Regions from separate parts of the Homo sapiens genome. Here regions 1, 2, 3 and 4 are each linked to region 5. Evidence: chromatin contacts called from ENCODE Hi-C or POLR2A ChIA-PET data. All regions are on one chromosome and are shown on one strand. The core of a region is the stretch at or near the end of the contact, and the rest is flanking DNA. Distances in the headings are between cores, read along the strand shown. Region 1 holds the start of TOE1 (target of EGR1, exonuclease). Region 2 holds the start of RAD54L (RAD54 like). Region 3 holds the start of POMGNT1 (protein O-linked mannose N-acetylglucosaminyltransferase 1 (beta 1,2-)). Region 4 holds the start of TESK2 (testis associated actin remodelling kinase 2). Region 5 holds the start of IPP (intracisternal A particle-promoted polypeptide).

Region 1 (2,700 bases), core at 86-2,585, 410 kb after region 5:
GACACACGGCCTTGTAACGTTCCTCAATGCACCTTGGGGTTGGGTATGGGGGTTGCTGTGGCTAGGAGTTAGCCTTATGAAGGACCCAAACCACCCAGGTCTGTGACCCCCCCACTCCACAGTTGAGGGCTGGCACTAAAGAGAAAAGGGCTTATACTTACTGGTTCAGCAAACTCTTCCTGTCCCCAAGCCCACTCAGCTCCTGTGGGTAGGTAAAGGGAGAGTTGTGACAGGCCTCTAGCACCAGCCCCTTCACAACCACCTGCCCTCCTTGTTTCCCAACTCTCACCGTGTCCACAGCCACGAAATTAGCTGTCTTTATGGCTAGCAGGAGGGATGGCCACATCTCCTTGAAGTTGTTGCTTTGCACATCCACTACGGGAACCTGGACTACTAGCTCCTCCCCAGATGTTGTGCTTTTGCTGACACCACCTGGGGGTTAGGAGGGTGATGGATGTTCATGCTTAAGGAAAGAGCCCAGGGGAACAGACACCAAGCTAGGCCACGGTGATGGTGGTAAGGGGGGTAGTTTCCATTGGTAGCTTTTCCCACAAGCCTTTGTAACCCACGTGTTCTACACACAGGCCTTGGAGTGGAGAATGCCCTGAATTTGGGGAGAGGAAGCCTGAGTCTTCTACTGGCTTGTATGAGCCTGGGTAAATTACTTCCCACCTCGCTTTCACAATCTGTAGAGGAGAAAGTTGGACTAGACGACCTTTGATTCTTTTTTCCCATGTCCTGCAGGAAACATTTTGTAGGGCTTGAGGATCTCAGCTCCCTTAATATCCCACAGGGATCCATACTACTGTTCTCATGGTGCCCCAGCGCCACAAGCAACAGCTCCCAGTAAGCCCCAGAGCCTGGCAGTGCCCCACACCAGAGCTCCCAATACGTCCTACCTTCCTTTGGATCACAACGCTCAATCCACTCCACTGAACTGAATCACAACTATTACTACTAACCGTTATGAGCTCCAGACTACATCTCCCGCCATGCCTCCATCAGCCCCATGCTCCCAACGCTCCAGGCTTTTGCAGCCGGAGCCGCGGTGTACAACGGAACTTGTAGTCTCCTCGTGGCTAGTTCAGGCGGAAGGAGCAGTCCTCTGAAGCTTGAGGAGCCTCTAGAACTATGAGCCCGAGGCCTTCCCCTCTCCCAGAGCGCAGAGGCTTTGAAGGCTACCTCTGGGAAGCCGCTCACCGTCGGAAGCTGCGGGAGCTGAAACTGCGCCATCGTCACTGTCGGCGGCCATGACACCGCTCGTCTCCCGCCTGAGTCGTCTGTGGGTACGCTGGACTTGCGGTCCGTCTCCTGGCGCGGTTCAGGCAGTCGGGGATGGGGCGGGGTCTCGCCGTCGGGTCGCCGATGGGTCGAACTTCCGTTCAGACGTCCCGGGTCCGGCGCGGGGAAGGCAGCCTGGCGCGCGCTAATTGCCTATTGGCCTGTGCTGCCGGCTCGCAGCCCGGGTGGACCCGAGCCACGCCCCCTGGAGTGCGCCGGAAAGCCGGGCGCGCTAGAGCTCGCGGGAGGTAATCTTTCTCTCCTGCTCTCGCGGCGGGAACGCGGGGCCTCCGTGTTCTGCTGTCTTCATCAGCGTGGGCCGCGGGTAGCGGGTAGTGGGGTGGCTGGGTTTGGGCTTTCCAGAGAAGGTGACGCTGCCTGAGCTGAGCTTAAAGCACGCCCAGGAGTTAGACTAGGAGAGGGTCGTGTGGGGGAAAGAAGGGCGTTCTGGGCATCGGTAAATTCCCAGAGAGGATGGAGAGCTCAGTGATCTCCAGAAAGTGAAAGAGGCGGGGAGTGGGCCATCGGAGGAGGCTGCCCAGGGTGTAAGAGCGACCGATTGGTAGGGAAGCTTTTGTAATAATCCAATCAAGTGATAATGTGAACTTGAATTAAGGCTGGCAGTATGGATGGCGAGGAAGGGACAAATTGTGAAGCAGCTAGGCGGTATAGTCGACCTAGAGGGTGATTGAATTTGAAAGAGGTTCCTAGGCCGGGCGCGGTGGCTCACGCCTGTAATCCCAGCACTTTGGGAGGCCGAGGCGGGCGGATTACCTGAGGTCCGGAGTTCAAAACCAGCCTGGCCAACATGGTGAAACCCCGTCTCTACTAAAAGTACAAAAAAAATTAGCTGGGTATGGTGCGGGCGCCTGTAATCCCACTACTTGGGAGGCTGAGGCAGGAGAATCGCTTGAACCTGGGAGGCAGAGGTTGCGGTGAGCCGAGATCACGCCATTTTGCACTTCAGCCTAGGCAACAAGAGCGAAACTCCGTCTCAAAAAAAAAAAAAAAAAAAAAATTCCTATTGGAGACTAGTCCCTCCGTAAACACTACGATTCCCATCCACCTCTGCCTTCCAGTGCTCCTTTGTTACTCATTGTTTATAGTTAATCTTCAGCTTCTCTCAACTGAGCCCATTTCATCATTATTCAGAACTGCTTGGGCCGGGCGCAGTGGCTTATGGCCTGTAATCATCTTAGGAGGCCAAGGTGGGAGGATCGCTTGACCCTAGGAGTTCAAGACTAGCCTGGGCAACATAGTGAAACCTTGTCTCTACAAAAAGAAAATTAAAAATTAGTTGGGCATGGTGGTGCGCACCTGTAGTCCCAGCTACAGGAGGCTGAGGTGAGAGGATGGCTTGAGCCCAGGAGGTCGAGGCTGCAGTGAGCCATGTTCTTATTGCACTCCAGCCTGAGTGGC
Region 2 (2,700 bases), core at 84-2,583, 500 kb before region 5:
ACAAGCCTCCAAAACAGGAAGCAGAGCCCAGGGCCCAACCTAAAGTAGAATATACTGTACTTGAGTATGAGCAAGGACTGGAAGGACACAACCTGTCAGATCTAGGCCCAAGTGAGCCCAGGACTCCAAGGTAGGCCCAGAACACTCTACTGTTCTGTGACACTGGGCAGGGGACAAAGAGCAAAAGAGCCAGCTGCTAATTGCTGTTGTGTAGCCCTTTTTTCCAAGCAGAGTCAAAAGGTCCAATCCAACTGGCTCTTTTGCTTATCTTTTCCCACCAGGAAAACTGAGGCTATATTAGCTTCTAGTGACTACCCTGAGGATAAAGATTTTACTAATCTTGTTCAATGCCTGGCACATAGTAAGTACTCACTAAAAGTTTATTGAACATACAAAAGAGGCATCTGGAATTGGCTATGTAACCCTAGAAACCAAATCCTGGCTTCTTTTCTGTCCAAACAGCTCTACCCACCTTCCCTGTCCCCTTGAGTGCTCACCACTAGGCCAGGTTGCCAGTCTTCATCATCACAGGACCTGCCTTCAGGTTTTCTCTTGGCCAGCTGGCTGGGAGCCAAGCTCCTCCTCTGTAAAGGGAGAACAGAAACAGTGCCTGCAAGGATCCTGCAGCCTAGGCCTACTAGACCCTGACCCAGGGCTATTCCCAGTCTCCCCTAGGCCCACACTTACCATCCTGGGCCTAGGAGTTTAAAACGTCAAGTACCCATGAGCCAAAGGTCAAAAGCAGGCAGCGGCTAAGAGTGTAGGACCAGGGTCTAATCTGTAGAGGGGGCTGCTACATTATTGAGAGGACCGGCTAATTAAAGAGGGGGCATGGATGGCGGGAATCCATCCAGGAACTGGTGTTTGGAACCAAACTGTGAGAGTGGCCGTCCCCAATAAGCCGAGACGAGAGATTAGGCCAAAGAGGAAGAGACCAAGCAGAGATTAGTGTGGGATTGGGGAGGAGGCAGGTGGAGTCCCAGACTGGGCGGAGTGGAGTGGGGATGATGGTCCCAGTCCGGGTGAAGGGAGGAGGTAGTTGCGCGGCGGGGCGGGGTGGGATTGGGGGTGGGTAATCACTGGCCAGGAGAGAGAAGCTGGGGTGAAAGTCCGAGGCCCGGGTGGGGAGGGCGAGTCTGGAGAAAGGAAATTTCCCAGGGCTGGAGGTGGAAACCAGGATCAGACTCAGGGAGGTCGAGCAGGAAGCCACGCGGGCGTGTAAAAAACCCAGGTTAGGAGGGGAATACCAGGAGGGGCTGAAAAGAGCGACAGAGATAGACGCAGACCCCAGCACCTCTCTCTCAACCTTCCTGTTCCCAAAGCGCGCGTTAACAGCCGCCAAGACTCACCGACCCGCCAAGACCGGGTCAATCGAACCTCCCGCCGCGCTGCCGTCGTATCACCCATTGGCTGCGTTCGATGAGTTCGGCGCTCGCGACCCAAGGAAGAGGCGGGAATAGTGCTGCGCCCAATGAGGAGTCTGGGCTCTGGAGCTGGAGAAGCTAAATTGACCTACTAGGAGGCGTGACTTAGATGGGAGGGCGGGGCCAACAGAGGTGGGCGGTTGGGCGAGAAGAGAGGGGCGGGGCGGGGGCGGGGGTGGCGGGGGAGGGGCGGGGCCAACAGCGAGGAGCAGTTGGGCGAGAAGAGCGGGGCGGGGCGAGAAGAGCTGGACGGGGCGGGGAGGGGCGGGGCCAACAGTGGGGAGCGGTTGGGCTAGAGGAGCGGGGCAGGGCTAGAAGAGCTGGACTGGACGCGACGGAGCGGGGAGGGGAGGGGCGGAATTACTACCTGCGAGCTGGAATTCGGCCCGTCTCGGGTGTTTGTCCCAGGTCGGTGAGCTGTGGTCCCGCAGCTATGGAAGGGAAGATTTACGCCACATTGAGCAGCAGGGGAGTTACCACCTGTAGTGGACAGCTGGGGATTATGAAAGGCGGCACATTTCTGGGAGTTTGGATTGAATCTACAGTGGTACCAGGTCTAGAGCGGAGGGCCGGGGTTGGAGTCAGGCCTCGCCCACCCAGAAAGTGGGGAGAGGCATTCGGCCCAGACTGCCACGTGGCGGGCTCGGGCAATGGGAGCCCCCGGATGACGCGACTTTCTCGCTCAGGGGTGTCTTGAAAGAAGCTGCCTTCCTCTCCAAGGCCAAACCGCGTTGGAGGAAGCGTTGTGTTTGGAGTCAGAGATTTAATCATCCAATCTCTCAAAACGTCAGTTTCTTCATATCTAAAGTGGCATTATAATAGTACCTCCCCCCCATGGCTATTCTGACAAGTAAATTAATGTGCGTAAAGCACCCAACAGTGGCATGCACAACCTAGGTACTCACTAATAATGATAAGGGTGTATTTATAGCATTTACCACCAGGCATTTCTGAGCTTCTAAGATATAACAGTTCATGTAATGCTCATGACTATGAGGTAGGTTTATTTTTGTCCCCATTTTGTAAGTGAGGAAACAGGCCTAGATAGGCTAGTAACTTGTACAAGGTCACACACCTGAGTATAGCTTAAGCCATCCTCACAGGGTTATCAAGAATTCTGAGGTCAGGCATGGTGGCTCACACCTGTAATTCCAGCACTTTGGGAGGCCGAGGCAGGAGGATTGCTTGAGCCCAGGACTTCCAGATCAGCCTGGGCAACACGGAGAAACCCCATATCTACAAAAAAATTAGCCAGGCATGGTGGTGCACAGCTGTA
Region 3 (2,700 bases), core at 187-2,686, 450 kb before region 5:
AAAATGTGTTGGGTTTTCTTCCATTCTTATACATACTTACTAGGAAAAATCATGTATTTCTTTAACTCCTAAGACAAGTACTGTTAACATTTCATTTTGGGGGATATTACCCCACCATTCAGGAAGCAGATGGAATACAGAAAGCTCAAAAAAATCTAACTGGTCTTCTGGCTTCCTCTGTCTGCTTCCAACCCATTCTCCACAAAAAAAGTAAAGGTTCTCTTAAAACAGAAATTGGATTATATTGCTCCCCTGCCTAAAACTGTTCTATGGCTATCCACTTCAAACAAGCATCAACATCACCTAGAAACTTCTCAGGAATGCAAAATCCCACCCTGCCCCAGACCACTGAATCTAAAACTCTAGGGATGGGGCCCAGCACCTCTGTTTTAAGAAGTCATCCAGGTGATTCTGACGCAAGCTAAAGTTTGAGAACCATTGTGTTAAGCTAACTGCTTTCTATGTATGATGTTATTTAAACCTGGCAATTCTTATGTATTGTTGCCAGCAGAGTGCAGTGGTTAAGAGCAGAATCTGGAGCTAGGCTGAGTTTCAATTCCACCTCTCCTAGCTTTGTGATATTAGGTCTTATTTCTTTATCTGCGACAGGGATAGTAATAGCGCCTATAGCCAGCACGGTGGCTCACTGCCCATAATCCCAGCACTTTGGGAGGCCAAGGCGGGCGGATCACTTGAGGTCAGAAGTTCAAGACCAGCCTGGCCAACATGGTGAAACCCCGTCTCTACTAAAAATATAAAAATTAGCTGGGTGTGGTGGCGCACGACCGTAGTCCCAGCTACTCAGGAGGCTGAGGCAGGAGAATCGCTTGAACCCAGAAGGCGGAGGTTGCAGCGAGCCGAGATGGTGCCACTGCACTCCAGCCTGGGCGACAGAGCGAGACTCCGTCTCAATTAAAAAAAAAACAATAATAATGATAATAGCGCCTACCTCATGGGGTTGTTGTGGAATTAAACATCATCAGTAAGGTGCTTAGAACAGTGACAGAACCTGGATTTTAATCTCCCTTGGCCTCCAATAGCTGTGCATGCCCCAGGACTAGGTAACGGCCTTGCCCAGGACGGGTATGGGGCGGGTGGTGTGTGCCCTGTGTCCAAGGGTTGCAGCCCCTCTGACCCTGGCGTGCCCTGTGATCTGGTCCAAGGTGCTAGGCCTCTGACTGGAGTCGGGCTTGCCATCGGCGGTGCTGGGGAGCGGGCTGCTCTCGTGCAGGCAGCCCCACCAGCCAGCCGGGCTGCGAAGCTGCCTAGCACGGTCTGAGCATTCGCCTTACTCGCTGGCTGCTTACACCCCGACGCCGCTGCCGCCACCGCCGCCGCCGCCGCCGCCGCCCTAAGCACCGCCCGTCGCCCTCTCACCCCGCGGCAGCGGCGGCGGCGGCGGCGGCGGAAGCGGGGGGGCGGGCCAGGCCGGGGCGGGGCCGCAAGCGGCATGGAGGAGGCGGAGGCCGCGGCGAGCCGGGCCGAGCAGTGAGGGCCCTAGCGGGGCCCGAGCGGGGCCCGGGGCCCCTAAGCCGTGAGTGCCTCCGCGTGGGTGTCCGGAACGGGTAGCGCTGCCGGTGCAGGTCTCCTGAGCCCTCGGGCGGCTCCGGGCCCTGGGAGGAGGAGAGAAGCTGGGGCAGATAGGATGGGACGAGGGTTGAAGACTGGGGCAGGAGAGGTCGCTCTTTGCTCACCACAGGCTTGGGAAGGCCTGGAACTTGGTCCTTGTAGGGGCTAACGAACTTTGAGCCGATTATTTGGCCTCCACCCTTGGACAGCCTTGATTCAGAGAGTTACTCCAGTCTCAGGGAATTTCCAGGTGATCCAACCCCACTGAAGGGTTTCCTGCCAGCCCAGAGAAGTTGAGCCACTTTCCCCATGTCACACAGTATGGGTGCTTGCAGGGAAGAGTTGCTGGGAGGTCCTCCCTCATCTCCCCAGAAGGCATCAGACTTTGGGAGGAGCATCTTACCCCATGTGGCCCTCTGGTCCCTTCAGATTCCTGAAGTCATGGGCTGGCCAGGACATTGGTGACCCGCCAATCCGGTATGGACGACTGGAAGCCCAGCCCCCTCATCAAGCCCTTTGGGGCTCGGAAGAAGCGGAGCTGGTACCTTACCTGGAAGTATAAACTGACAAACCAGCGGGCCCTGCGGAGATTCTGTCAGGTATAGAGATGTCCCAAACCCTCCCCACCGAGCGCTCCCTCCCAGCTTCCTCCCCACCTAAATCAGGCACTGGGACCCCTGTTGGCCAGCCCCAGTGGGAAAGGGGCAGCAGGTTCCTAGAGGGGAGACCTCTATGTGTCATGTCCCTATAGGTAATGATTTGAACCCAAAGTTCTGGAATCGGAACCCAAGTACAACTTCTAAGCTTCTGACGGAAGCCTGAAGTCTGATCAGGCTGGCTTTGCAGAGAGGCACACCCCTGTGAGGCAGTTAGGGCCAGGACCCAGGTCTGATCCCCCGCTTGGGTCCCTGGGCCTGGCTCCATCTCTAGAAACCAACAATGGAGGGGACCAAGGAAATCAAGGTCTCAAATAGAAGAATACAGGAGCACTGGGTAGGGAGGGCCCTAATGGAGGGGGAAGTGTCAGGGGAGGTTCCCTGGGGAAAGTGGCTGTGAAACTAGGCCCTGGTCAGGGGAGTAGAGCTAGGCAGACAGAGGAAGGGACAGGACCCAGTTTCTCTGGATGTCTTC
Region 4 (2,700 bases), core at 48-2,547, 260 kb after region 5:
TGATCCACTGCTCCCGGCCCTGGCCATATTTCTTAAACTTTATGGCCACCAGGAATGCATACCACTTATACTCTTCCAGGAGGATGAAAGTCTTAAGATGTCTGAAAAGGGGTCTCTAACCCCTGGGAGTGCTAATACAGTAAGGCCCATACTGCTTGCTCTTGCCCTCCTCCTGTTCTAGTCTCTTCAGTCATGAGATTATGAGCTCCTGATGTCCAGGCACATGCAAAAAGTGAAGAAATATGTGCCTTGAACAGCTGGGCAGAATTCTTAGCTGGGAGCGGTGGCTCACGCCTGTAATCCCGGCACTTTCGTAGGCCAACGTGGGCCGATCACTTGAGTCCAGGAGTTACAGACCAGCCTGGGCAACATGGTAAACCCCGTCTCTACAAAATATACAAAAAATTAGTCAGGCATGCTGGCGTGTGCCTGTAGTCCCAGCTATCCGGGGAGGCTGAGTTGGGAGGATCATCTTAATCCAGGAGTTTGAGGCTGCAAGTGAGCCATGATCGCTCCATTGCACTCCATCATCCTGGGCGACAGAGTGAGACCCTTCTAAAAAAAAAACAACCAACAAAAACAACAAAAAATCCCAACTTATTCCCCACCAGCTTTCTTTCAAAATCTGTTTTCAAGCTAGCTGAAGTGTTACCTCCTCTAAGCTTTCACTTAACCGAATCTCATAGTCATGATTAATTGCTTCCCTAGCATTTTGTTTAGCTCTACTGATTGCTCTTACTATTTCAAGTCGGTATTATTGATATATTTTTTCCTCCTCACTATACTGAAATCCTGCAGGACGCAGCATTCTTACCGCTTTTCCTTACTCAGCTATACCTTGACCAACCCGAAAGCCGCGCCAGTCTAGTCCATTTTCTATTGGCTTTATCAATTACCAATCATTTCTGTGTTTAACATTTTTATTGGTCCATCTTGTGTTTACTGCCCCGCCCTCTAAGAGGCTCCTGGACTTGGGTTTCCCCCAGGTGTATTCCCTCCTCCTCGGTTCCGCCTTTCCCACACACTGCTTCTTCTGTTTTTACCTCGACTTCCTTCCTATTGGTTCCCTTCGTCCTCCGGAGTTGGCACCTACGGCTGTTGATTGGCTTTTCTGGACGCCCATTGTGCCCACCCTCATACCACGTGGCATTCCTAGCGCTAATTGGGCAATTCCACTACCTCGTTTATCAGGAGTTGACGGTTGACTGGCTACTCTGAGGGAGGGCTTGAGGGAGGGGCGTGGCCAGCCGAGACCCCGCCCCCAACCCCCCTGCTGGGCCGGGTAGGCGTTTCAGTCTTTCGCGGCCCGGGAGCTCAGCAGAGCTACCAGCTGCCCTGTTGGCTTCGCTGGTCGGATCGTCCTCCTGGCCCCGCCAAACAGGCGGGGGGAGCGGCCCCGACTGTGGGGCCATGGCAGTAGTCTCCTCGTTCGCCGCCGCCGCTAGCCTAGCTGAGTCGCCGGCTTCTGCGCTAGGGGCTCCCACCGCCTCCGCAGGCTAAGGAGCCGCTGCCACCAACGAGCTGTGAGGGTTACTATGCTCCCTCTTTGCCGCCGTCTCCTCCTCTTGCCCGCGCAGGCACCCCTCTGGCTGCTCAGTCCTGCCTCAGGTAACGTGAAAAGAGGACGGGGGTCACAAACCCGGGCATCCTGCCTGGCCCGCGCGCGCTGCCGCTCCACCTCCTCTGCCCCGGAGCAGAGGCGCCTGCGTCCCTCCGCACCCGACGGGACCCCTCGGCTTCCCAGAGGTCCCCCTCTCAGCGGCGGCGGACGCTCCCTTCCTGGCCGCTTTCCCCTTTCCTTCTCACTTCCCTCAGGCTCCCCGCCACGTCTGCTCCCCCTTAGAACCTGGGAACCCATTAGAAGTTACCTCGCTCGCATTAGGGATCTTTCGTTTTCTCGGAAAACTCTTGTTTCAGAGACTTCCAGCTCCCCACTGAGCGCCTCCCTGCTCGCATACCCGCTCCTGCCTCAGAGATCTGGGTTCCTTCACTTGACTTCCCTCCGATACACTCTTCCCTCGAAAACGTTCACCTCTACCCAGGAAAACAATTCCCTCCCCTCAGACCCTACTGCCTTCCCCCTCTTCTTTCCTCGCTTGTCATCGTCTCCCTTCCTTTCCCCTCTCTGCTTTTTACTCTTCGCTGTGAAGAGTGGACTAAGCCAGTGTTCAGATTTCGCTACAAGCGAAATCCAGGTTTGCGTAATTTAAAAGTCTTTAAATTGTATACCTCTGAGAAGAACTTGCTGAGGAATTTGGACTTCATGCTGCATGCATGGGGAGCCGTTGAAGGTTTTGTAAGCAGGAGCTTGGTATGATTGCATTATCTTTGGTGAAAATATAGAGGAAGGATTGAAAGTGAAGACCGTGGAGGCGGAAAGGCCAGGTAGGCAGAAAACGAGTGTGCTCATCCAGGCGGGAGGGAATGGCCCGAAATTCCAAGAGGTTTCAAAATAAAGTTGAGAAGAATAGTAGAAAGTTTCTGACTTGGCTGATGGTGTGAATCGGTAGTGTTAATTGAAATAGGGAACATAGTCTCTGGTTATACCACCCTCAACGCTCCTGATCTCATCTGAAATAGGGAGCATAAAAAAGCAATTTTGAGAGAAGGTAATAAATTTGGTTTTGAACAAGTTAAGTTTCAGGGTTTGTTTGTTAGTTTTTGTTTTTTTTGACGGAGTCTCATTCTGTCACCCAGGCT
Region 5 (2,700 bases), core at 19-2,518:
ACTGCGGGTCGTAAGTGTAAACATAGTTTTGTGAAGATTTTGTTTCAGGCCAGGCACAGTGGCTCACACCTCCCAGCACTTTGGGAGGCCGAGGCGGGCGGATCACTCGAGCCCAGGAGTTGGAGACCAGCCTGGTCAACATGGCGAAATCTTGTCTCTACTAAAAATACAAAAAATTAGCCTGGCGGTGGTGGCACAGGCCTGTAGTCCCAGCTACTCAGGAGGCTGAGGTGGGAGGACTACCAGAGCCCAGGAAGTCGAGGCTGCAGTGAGCCGAGATGGCACCACTGCACTCCAGCCTGGGCGACAAAGCCAGGCCCTGTCTCATAAAAAGAGAAAGAAATACACTTTGGGAGGCCGAGTCGGGCGGATCACCTGAGGTGGGGAGTTTGAGACCAGCCTGACCAACATGGAGAAACTCAGTCTGTACTAAAAATACAAAATTAGCCGGGCATGGTGGCGCATGCCTGCAATCCCAGCTACTTGAGAGGCTGAGGCAGGAGAATCGCTTGAACCCAGGAGGCGGAGGTTGCGGTGAGCCGAGATCCGGCCATTGCATTCATTCTAGCCTGGGCAACAAGAGCGAAATTCCGTCTCAAAAAATAAAAAATAAAAATAAAAATAAAGAAATGAGATTTTATGTTAGATATATACTTCTATATATATACTCACAAGTATGTGGTATTGAGTTTGATGTAAAATATTTTTGTTCACCGTAGGCTGGGATCAAAACAGTTTGAAAGCCACTAATGTGACACATGAGGGTCAACAGTGAAAAAAACTGGACTTTTGAGTTCTTCCTTCCCCAAAATAAGTATCCCTTCAGTGCCAGGCTCAGTCATGCACTCAGAAAACGATTCGAGAGAACAGTAGAGAAGGACCGTGCCAGGTGTTCGGCTCGTCTCTGCTTAACTGAGATCCGCGGCCTTCTTGGGACACCACAAGAATCAGAGTGCAAGCGGAATGGAAAGGGCGAGCCAGCCGGCCCCAGCAGGCAGAAGCAGAGGCTTGCAGCTAAGCTGTTGATCCTTGGGGAAGCAAGCCCAAGCCCTGGGCCCCATCAGTGGGCACTGAGAGGCGCCAGCGGCCCAGTCTCCCGCGAGCGGAAGAACCTCGCGCACGCGCAGTGAAAACCCAGGGCCCGCGAAGCGTCCGAAGTCCCTTCCCACCGCCCGGCTTCGCCTCCAGTTCTCGGGGAACTGTACGGCCCAGTCACTCCCGCCTCGTCACCCCCGCCAGGTTTCCCCCGCCCTCTCCGGCCGGGGCTGGTCGCGACTGCGCGCGCAGGGCCTGAGCGGGCGCCGGAGGGAAGGGGAAGCGGCGGGTAAGGAGGGCCTGCGTTCGGGCGCGTCTGTGACGGGGTTGGGAACTTCCTCTTCTACTCCCTCCGGCTTTCCGGACCCCTGAGGACTGGAGTGAGAGAAGCCTCTAGAACTGTGTATTTCCTTGTCTTTCCTTCTGCCGCCGCAGGCCTTCCTCCGACAGTCTAAGTGTCGCCCTCCCCAGACCTTCTCGTCCGGACCGCTCCTGCCTCCCCCGCCCCAACTGGGGAATCCTGAGGCTGTGTCCCCAGTCCCTCTGTTGTCGCCTCGTTTGTCTGAGATCCCTTCCCTGACCTTTAGGTAGCGCAGGAACGATTATTAGCTTTTAGTGTAGCAGCAGTTTAGGGCTAGCTCTCTAGGCCGGGCCCCCAACTCAAGCACAAAGAACCACGGGTGTTTTGACACTTGTTCCGGGGATTCTTTCTGACACCCCTTTGCTGAAGCAGTTTCCACATGTTCCCAGCAGTGAATTCAAAGCCAGCAAACATAGGTCCGCTTTAGTTCCTCTGGGCATTTCTACCGTTTCCTAATAATCTGCTTTTTTTTTTGAGACAGTCTCGCCCCTTCTCCTAGGCTGGAATGCAGTGGTGCGATCACAACTCACTGCAGCCTCGACTTCTCAGGCTCTAGCGATCCTCTCACCTCAGCCTCCCAAGTAGCCGGAAGTACAGGCTTGCCCCATCACAGCCAGCTAATGTTAAAACAATTTTTTTTGCGGCGGGGGGCTCGCTGTATTGCCCAGGCTGGTCTTGAACTCTAGGACTCAAGCGATCCTCCCTGGCCGGGCGCGGTGGCTCACGCCTGTAATCCCAGCACTTTGGGAGGCCGAGGCGGGCGGATCACGAGGTCAGGAGATCGAGACCATCCTGGCTAACACGGTGAAACCCCGTCTCTACTAAAAATGCAAAAAATTAGCCGGGCGTGGTGGCGGGCGCCTGTAGTCCCAGCTGCTCGGGAGGCTGAGGCAGGAGAATGGCGTGAACCCGGGAGGCGGAGCTTGCAGTGAGCCGAGATCGTGCCACTGCACTCCAGCCTGGGCGACAGAGCGAGACTCCGTCTCAAAAAAAAAAAAACAAAAAACAAAAACAAAACAAAAAAAAAAAACAAAAAATCAAGCGATCCTCCCGACAGGACATCCCAAAGTGCTGGGGTTATAGGTGTGAGCCACCTTGCCCAGTCAACAATCTGCTTTTCAAGTTTGGGGCACGTGAGGCATGCAACGTCACAGAATTGTGCTCTTTTCCTTTGGAAATATGGTCACTCCACATGCCACCTTTTGGGATGACGTTCCTACTCCACTGACAGTGGGATGGTATCAGCAGTTACTGAGAAGCATGGTAACAGACTAGTATTTCTGTTGTCTGCCACCCGAATGGAT

What was found. Hi-C counts contacts between places; a loop is a spot of excess contacts on that map. ChIA-PET counts read pairs that join two places held with the same protein, here RNA polymerase II (POLR2A). Pooled maps may share reads with other maps.
Region 1: a map of naive thymus-derived CD4-positive, alpha-beta T cell shows a loop between it and region 5 (18-fold over the local background). The contact joins the promoter of TOE1 here to the promoter of IPP in region 5. A Hi-C loop is called at or near these places in 1 of 168 maps with a recorded cell type or tissue (naive thymus-derived CD4-positive, alpha-beta T cell), 1 of 37 single-sample maps with no recorded cell type and 11 of 50 pooled maps. POLR2A ChIA-PET finds 5 or more read pairs at or near these places in 1 of 52 experiments (H1).
Region 2: a loop to region 5 is called in a map of CD4-positive, alpha-beta memory T cell, with 24 times the contacts of the local background. The contact joins the promoter of RAD54L here to the promoter of IPP in region 5. A Hi-C loop is called at or near these places in 1 of 168 maps with a recorded cell type or tissue (CD4-positive, alpha-beta memory T cell), 5 of 37 single-sample maps with no recorded cell type and 17 of 50 pooled maps. POLR2A ChIA-PET finds 5 or more read pairs at or near these places in 1 of 52 experiments (WTC11).
Region 3: a pooled map shows a loop between it and region 5 (14-fold over the local background). The contact joins the promoter of POMGNT1 here to the promoter of IPP in region 5. A Hi-C loop is called at or near these places in 1 of 168 maps with a recorded cell type or tissue (gastrocnemius medialis), 1 of 37 single-sample maps with no recorded cell type and 12 of 50 pooled maps. POLR2A ChIA-PET finds 5 or more read pairs at or near these places in 2 of 52 experiments (HEK293 and naive thymus-derived CD4-positive, alpha-beta T cell).
Region 4: a loop to region 5 is called in a map of naive thymus-derived CD4-positive, alpha-beta T cell, with 14 times the contacts of the local background. The contact joins the promoter of TESK2 here to the promoter of IPP in region 5. A Hi-C loop is called at or near these places in 2 of 168 maps with a recorded cell type or tissue (both naive thymus-derived CD4-positive, alpha-beta T cell), 1 of 37 single-sample maps with no recorded cell type and 17 of 50 pooled maps. POLR2A ChIA-PET finds 5 or more read pairs at or near these places in 2 of 52 experiments (H1 and activated CD4-positive, alpha-beta T cell).

Annotation. Positions count from the first base shown.
Region 1 is chr1:45,338,805-45,341,504 of GRCh38, reverse strand. It overlaps TOE1 (target of EGR1, exonuclease), which reads right to left and starts at 1,335. Exons shown (of 8, transcript NM_025077.4): 1 at 1,201-1,335; 2 at 290-432; 3 at 162-202; 4 at 1-32. The coding sequence starts at 1,252. MUTYH (mutY DNA glycosylase) reads left to right here and starts at 1,535. Exons shown (of 16, transcript NM_001048174.2): 1 at 1,535-1,606. RefSeq lists enhancers at 10-676, 975-1,324, 677-1,345, 1,346-2,013.
Region 2 is chr1:46,246,396-46,249,095 of GRCh38, reverse strand. It overlaps RAD54L (RAD54 like), which reads right to left and starts at 1,333. Exons shown (of 18, transcript NM_003579.4): 1 at 688-1,333; 2 at 498-584. The coding sequence starts at 690. RefSeq lists a silencer at 1,513-1,772.
Region 3 is chr1:46,197,170-46,199,869 of GRCh38, reverse strand. POMGNT1 (protein O-linked mannose N-acetylglucosaminyltransferase 1 (beta 1,2-)) reads left to right here and starts at 1,436. Exons shown (of 22, transcript NM_017739.4): 1 at 1,436-1,534; 2 at 1,999-2,168. The coding sequence starts at 2,049. RefSeq lists a silencer at 1,308-1,507.
Region 4 is chr1:45,489,760-45,492,459 of GRCh38, reverse strand. TESK2 (testis associated actin remodelling kinase 2) reads left to right here and starts at 1,297. Exons shown (of 11, transcript NM_007170.3): 1 at 1,297-1,608. RefSeq lists enhancers at 1,009-1,303, 1,590-1,639 and a silencer at 1,140-1,359.
Region 5 is chr1:45,749,221-45,751,920 of GRCh38, reverse strand. It overlaps IPP (intracisternal A particle-promoted polypeptide), which reads left to right and starts at 1,268. Exons shown (of 9, transcript NM_005897.3): 1 at 1,268-1,324. It overlaps LOC105378693 (a long non-coding RNA gene), which reads right to left and starts at 972. Exons shown (of 3, transcript XR_947290.2): 1 at 673-972. RefSeq lists a silencer at 1,158-1,427.